2 separate regions of the Mus musculus genome follow, and region 1 is linked to region 2. Evidence: chromatin contacts called from ENCODE Hi-C or POLR2A ChIA-PET data. All regions are on one chromosome and are shown on one strand. The core of a region is the stretch at or near the end of the contact, and the rest is flanking DNA. Distances in the headings are between cores, read along the strand shown. Region 1 overlaps Gm35696 (a long non-coding RNA gene). Region 2 holds the start of Rassf3 (Ras association (RalGDS/AF-6) domain family member 3).

Evidence for each region. Hi-C counts contacts between places; a loop is a spot of excess contacts on that map. ChIA-PET counts read pairs that join two places held with the same protein, here RNA polymerase II (POLR2A).
Region 1: a map of heart shows a loop between it and region 2 (3-fold over the local background). The contact joins the enhancer-like site here to the promoter of Rassf3 in region 2. A Hi-C loop is called at or near these places in 19 of 37 maps with a recorded cell type or tissue (T-helper 1 cell, adrenal gland, gastrocnemius and 4 more). POLR2A ChIA-PET finds 5 or more read pairs at or near these places in 5 of 5 experiments (Patski and embryonic stem cell).

The regions. Positions count from the first base shown.
Region 1 is chr10:121,514,331-121,517,668 of GRCm38, forward strand. The region is part of intron 1 of Gm35696 (a long non-coding RNA gene); the gene reads left to right. Among named protein-coding and RNA genes, the nearest start is that of Gm35696, 5.9 kb to the left of the region's middle. Within about 2 kb of position 2,066, at least 1 of the 3 ENCODE cell types and tissues checked has a DNase peak (open chromatin) inside an H3K27ac peak, as active enhancers do; it is heart, where a contact is called at or near this core.
Region 2 is chr10:121,474,335-121,477,655 of GRCm38, forward strand. It overlaps Rassf3 (Ras association (RalGDS/AF-6) domain family member 3), which reads right to left and starts at 1,916. Exons shown (of 5, transcript NM_138956.3): 1 at 1,669-1,916. The coding sequence starts at 1,776.

The DNA.
Region 1 (3,338 bases), core at 816-3,315, 40 kb after region 2:
GGGCGTGGTGGCGCACGCCTTTAATCCCAGCACTTGGGAGGCAGAGGCAGGCGGATTTCTGAGTTCGAGGCCAGCCTGGTCTACAAAGTGAGTTCCAGGACAGCCAGGGCTACACAGAGAAACCCTGTCTCAAAAAACCAAAAAAACAAACAAACAAACAAAAAAAATCCCTTCCCCAGAGGCTGCCTCTAAGTGAGACATGGGATTTAATAACGAAAGGGCTCCAGAAGACAAATCCGATACAGTGCTAAGGTGACTCTTCAAAGCCTAGAGAGATAATTGGCTGGGCTGAGCAAAGTAGGAACACTTGTGACCCTGACAAAAGAGAAGGAGTCTCCAGGGAAGATGAATCTGGGAGGACCCAGAAGACATTCAGTCCCTAAGGCCTTCAGGACTCAACGCGGGCACCGTCATCTCTAAGAAGCTCCGAGGTGGCTCTTCTCTTCGGGTCAGGACTGAGGGTAGATGTCACTGTTATGGACCGGATATCCATGGATATGATGAGGGCCCCAAAGAAATACTGGCCAGGTGGTGCCACTGAAGTCTCAGGAGCCACTAGGCCACATTGCTATTACTGATGAGTGCACTAGACAGGCAAGGGGCCACGACCCCCAGGACTTGTGACTTAGTTAAAACAGTGTGTGTTCCAGGAATAAGACTGACGAGAATCTAGAGTGCTGTTTCTATACCAGAAGAAGGTGGGAGGCCGAGGGAGGGAGACATTCCCACAGAAGGCCACATCCCTTCAAACCCCCGCTGACTGACAAGGTGGCTGGGTTCCGAGGAGGAAGGACCCTGCCACCAGGGCCGGGACCTACTGTTACCATCCTTACAGCCATTCTTCAGAGAAACCTTTAGACCTGGGTAACTGGAGAGCTGAGAACGGAGTGTTTCATCTTTTCTTTTTCTTTTTTCTTTTAAAGATTTATTTATTTATTATATGTAAGTACACTGTAGCTGTCTTCAGACGCACCAGAAGAGGGCATCAGATCTCTGTTACAGGTGGTTGTGAGCCACCATGTGGTTGCTGGGATTTGAACTTCGGACCTTTGGAAGAGCAGTCGGGTGCTCTTACCCCCTGAGCCATCTCACCAGCCTCGTGTTTCATCTTTTCAAGGACTACCAGACTAGAGAGCAATGGGCTCCATTCCTGGAGCTAGCCCTCTCCTTTCTGTACTTATGGGCCTCTGACAGAGAATATTTGGCTGCGGTGCACATGGCAACCATGTCTGGCCATGTTCTACTGACCCTCCTGCCTTTACCTCGAAGGGGCTGAGATTACAGATGTGTGCCACCAAGACCCGATGGATGCTAAGAAAGCACTTTGCCAACTAGCCTACAGCTCTAGCCTCTCTTTTTAAAAATTAATTGGTTTTTGAGGTGCCGGGCATTCGGTTTAGAGCCTCACATGTGCGGGACAAATGTTCTAGCACAAGCCAACACCCTCGTCCCTCCTCCCCCTCCTCCTTCCCCCCTCCTCCCTCCTCCCCCTCCTCCCTCCTTCCTCCTTCTTCCTCCCTCCTCCCTTTTAAAGCAGAACTTTTATGTCCTTTAGGAATGCCCAGTAGGAAAGGAGAGAAAGAGGGGGAACAGTATTAGTGGAGGATTGAGCCTGAATATAAAAAATATGCTTATCATTTCCTTATTTCGTAAAAGTTGCTTAACCTCTCTAAACCTTGGTCTCCTTTGTAAACTTGATCTCATTTGTAAACATTGGGAAGAAATATCATTTCGTGCTGAGAGGGTCAGCAAGATGACTCAGCAGGTAAAGGTGGTGCTGCACAGGACTGGGGTCCTGAGATTGATCGCTGGAAGGAGAGAACCAATTCTACAAAGCTGTCCTGGGAACGCTACGCCTGCGCTGTGGCACATAAGCCTCCTTCCTGCATGTGCGCAAACACAGGGGGAAAAATCCATTTAGAAATACCTTGCACTGTGGCAAGGGTGACCCCAAGGTTCTCTGAACAGCACTCGGAGTCTTTCTGAACGTTCACGTTCGTGATGTTGGCGACCTGGGCCTTCTCCAGACCATTCAGCGCGTGGAGCCTTTAGAAGACAGGTCAGAAACTGACCAACATCGCAGCATAAGGAGTTAGTGTTAGAGCGCCCTCTGCGGGTGGCACCACAAACAACAGGCTGTTTAGTCTAAAAACCCTAACTGACCAAACTGCTCAGTCATATCTTACATCCCGCTTTGGAGTGGTTGAATTTTCTCTTTTTCTTTATTTTGATTTTTTTTCGATACAGGGTTTCTCTGTATAGCCCTGGCTGTCCTGGAACTCACTTTGTAGACCAGGCTGGCCTCGAACTAAAAAATCCGCATGCCTCTGCCTCCCCAGTGCTGGGACTAAAGGTGTGCACCACCACGCCCGGCTTTGGTTGAATTTTCTAATGGAGTTTAAATATTTATATGAATTTGATTTTTAAGTTTAATTTATTTTATTTGCTTTCTTAGATGAGATTTTGCTACTTTGGTCAGTCTGTCTTGAACTCACGAGCAGCTAGGATTAGATGTGTCTGATCCTAAATTTTAAAACATGCTTAAGAGTTGGTCATAGTGAGTGGCACACACCTTTAATCCCAGCACTTGGGAGGCAGAGGCAGGCAGATTTCTGAGTTCGAGGCCAGCCTAGTCTACAGAGTGAGTTCCAGGACTGCCAGGCCTACACAGAGAAACCCTGTCTTGAAAAATCAATCAATCCATCAATCAATTAATTAATTAATTAAAACAAAATAAATGTTAAAAATGACTGTGCAGGAAACTACAGATAAAATTATAGTTTGACAAGCTTTTTAACAAAGATTTATTTACTATTATACATAAGTACACTTTAGCTGTCTTCTGACACACCAGAGGAGGGCCTCAGATCCCACTACAGATGGTTGTGAGCCACCATGTGGTTGCTGGGATTTGAACTCAGGACCTCTGGAAGAGCAGTCAGTGCTCTTAACCACTGAGCCATCTCCCCGGCTGTAGTTTGACAACCTTGCTTATGAACTTCTGGTGTCTCAGTCAGTGTTCTATTGCTGTGAAGAGACACCATGACGAAGTCAACTCTTATAAAAGAAAGCATTTCATTGGAAGCTAGCTTACAGTTTCAGAGGTTTAGTCCATTATCATCATGACAATGAGCATGGCAGCACACAGGTAGACTTGCTGCTGAGGGGTTTCTAAGAGTTCCTGAGGGTGTATCTAAGAGTCTCTACAGCCAGATTCGTAGGTGATAGGAAGACTGTGAGTAGCTTGAGCGTGTGAGACCTCAAAGCCCGCCCCCACAGTGACACACTTTCTCCAACAAGGCCACACTTCTTAGTAGTGCCACTCCCTATGAGCCAAG
Region 2 (3,321 bases), core at 666-3,165:
GGATAATGACCTTGAATTGCTGATCTTCCTGCCTGCACACAGACAGGCAGACAGACAGACAGACACACTACTGTGAACTACAACCCCATATTATGCAGTAAGTACTAGGCAAGCTACTAGCTACATCCCCAGCTGCCGCTTCAACTACTAAAAAGCAGGAACAAGATTCTTGACTTCCAACCACAGCATTCTGGCTGGACCCCCGTGGAGGGGACTCCCACACCGGTAGAATTCAAGAACCCCCTGGTTTTCTGGAAATTACCAGGCACTTCTGGAATACAAGTCAAACTGGCTCAAGCTCTTTACAAGGCAAACGGGAGGGGAATATGTAAAGTGGTGAAGAACCCCAATGAGGGAAAAACTAGATGAGAAAGGGGGAAAAGGCCATTTCTTGTCTGCCCCACAGGAGGTAGGCCAGGCAGTGTGGGAGTGGGAGTCGTGGGTAATCTCTGACTTCCAAATTCCCCCATTAGCACATTCTACTGAAAATAAAAGGTCACCCTAGTAAACGGAGCAACCTGAAGTCTGAGGATAAAGGCATGCTACCACCCACCCTAGCTAGCCCTTCACTAGGGGACTAGTTGTTAGCAATAATGACCTCATCCTAGCCTTTCACCCTCCTCCTCCTCTTAGTTTGGAAATCTAATAGACCAAAAAGCCTAGAACTTCCAAATCTGATAAAGGAGTTTTACTTTAGAAAACAACGGCCTGTTAAACTTAAAAGGGTTGGCAAGGGCAGTCTGGGCAGAGATTTCTCTCCACCAAAATCCCCATCACTGGGCCTCTGAACGATTAGTTTCTCTTGTTTTTCATCTCCAGAGTTGACAGAAACCTCTGGTGTGCGTCTGTGGTGTTTTTAGGAGCAACAAGTTTGTTCCGTTAAAGCTCCTATATCTGACGAGAGCGTGGCCGAGCTGGCCAGGCTCCCTGGTGCGGCTTCCAGGGCCAGAAGGCCACCGGTTAAGCGCCGACCTTACAAGTCCGGCCAAAGTGCCCCATTTGGAAGACGCCCCTAAAAAAAAATAATAATAATCCCTGTCCCGATCTGTGAAACTGGCACAACTTCCCGTACTGTCTTTTCCCAAGCCACGCTTCCCACGGCACCCTTCCTCCAAAAAAGGAAGAAATCGGCGTAAGGCTCAGCCCTCTGGAGCTAAGTCTACCCAGGACGTCCGCAGGACCCGCAAACCGGACCTGATGAGACCCAGACTTTAGTGAGCACCGACGATCGCCCGGTCCCTTTACCCTGCAGCTTGCCCGCACCGGGGCTGCTCGGTCACTTTGGGCTATTGCGTGCCCTCAAGCCACTCAGGGCCATCGAGCAAACTGCAGCTAGAAGCAAACTGCAGCCAGGACGGCGCGGTGACCCGGCCGTCGCCCCGAAGGGCTGTCGGGGGAGCCATCCCGAGTGGCCCGGGGACCTCCCGGCTCTTTGGAGCTGCTCCCGCAGCCGGCGTCCCCCAAGCAGAGAGGCCCAGGCCATCTGGCTCCGCGCCCTTCCACCTCCTTCCTTCGCCTCGGGCGGCCCACGCCCACTGCACAGGCTCCCAGCACCTTTCAGGCGCCGAAAGGGCAAAGGCCACTCTCAGAGCCCCGCAGCCCTCGGGCGAGCATCGCCCAGCGCGGGCGCAGACACGTGGAGCCAAGACCCCCGAGCACGCCACTCACCGGCTGACCCGAACGGGACTTGCCCGGAGGCGCTCTCCTGAAGAAGGAGGTCCTGGCGGTGAAGAAAAAGTCCTCGTCCTCCTCGAGGCTGCTGTAGCCGCTGCTCATGCTGCTGGTCCGGTTGCGCGCAGGGGGCCTCCCCGGGGCGCAGGCGGCCAGGCCGGGGTGCGGCGCCCGCCCGCCCCGTGAGGTTCCCGGCGCGCGGCCCCGAGCCGCCGGCAAGCCGTCCTGCTGCAGCTGCAGCCGCCGCTCAAGCCGCCGTCTGGTCCCCTCCCGCAGGATCAGCCGCCCTCTCCGGGCGCCTCCCGGCTCTGGTGCGCCACGACCCCGCCCCCTCCTGGACCCAGCCCCCCACGCCTGGCAAGGCCCCACCCACCTCAAACCAGACCCCGCCCAGCCAAGACCCCGCCCCCAGCCCGTCAAGGACCCAGCACACGCCACGCCCCTGCTACCAAGGCCCCGCCCAGGCCCCGCCCCACGGGCCTCCGCTGCTGCGTCCTGCCCAGCTCCGCGCGCGCAGGTGGGGCCCCGCCCGCGGCCCTCAGCCACGCCCCTCCGTCCTAGCACCGGTGGACTGTTGGAGGAAGGTGGGTTCGAGCACCGCCCCTGCTGGAACAGTTCTCCCGAGGGCTTCCCCAACCTCCCGGAATCTGCAAACTCCTCAGTGATTTCCCGTCACTGGAGCCGAAGTTTTGGAGAGGGCGGCAATATAATGGAGAACTTTTCCCACTCTCCTTCGGGCTCGGCCTTGGTGGAAACGGTCTGGGTCGAGGGGGTCGAGCCACGCGTGCGGCTGGCCCCTCCCAAACCGTTATAAGTTAGCAGAGGTGGGTGGGGTAAGAGCGACTGGGTTGTGCTTATTTGAAAGAAAACATCCTCTCTGGTTCTTTTGAACTTCGGTGGTAAAGCTTTCCCGCCTCCCTGTGGCGAAGGCGTGTCCCAAATGTGGATGGCTAAAGCAGTTGAGAATTTGGGGGACAAATTTCATAATCACCGAACAATCCAGTACTTTTAATTTAAATGCACTTTGGAAATGTCGCCTCCCACAAGCAACCTTACATGGTCACCCCATGGGGGAGCAAGTAGATTAGACCACTCCGTTCTCACCCACACAACAAAAAACAAGGTTTCCCTTCGGGAATCTGCTAAATTTTTAAAATGCGACTTTTTTTTTTTTTTTTTTTTTTTGCTTAGGGTGACCTGGGGGGTCGTTTTCCCCTTGGCGTGATGGAGTTGACTTGAGTCCTACTAACTTGCTTGCAAGAGACCTTGATGGGAAAGAGGGTTTGAAGCTTTAAGGCTGCTATGATATGCAGGCCGTAGCAGAATTTTTGTTTTGTTTTTTAAGGAGTTTTTTAAAAGAGAAACTCGTCATTGCTTATGGCTAAGCCCTTTTCTCCTCTACTCCCCCAGTGCTGTGACTAAAACATAAAGGTAGCAGTCGCCTTCAGGCTGAGACCCGCTGCTTCTGTGGCGTTTTTGTGTACCCTTCCTGGAATCAGGACTGAGTGCCTAATCGTCACTTGAGAACGAGAAGGGGGGAAAGCCAGACCGGAGAGAAGTCTGGGACAAGGGAAAGAAATGGCTCCTGTGTAGTTCCTTCCTCCCTCGGGCAGAAAGAAGGCTGACTTATCTGCCTTCCTGCAGATTTAT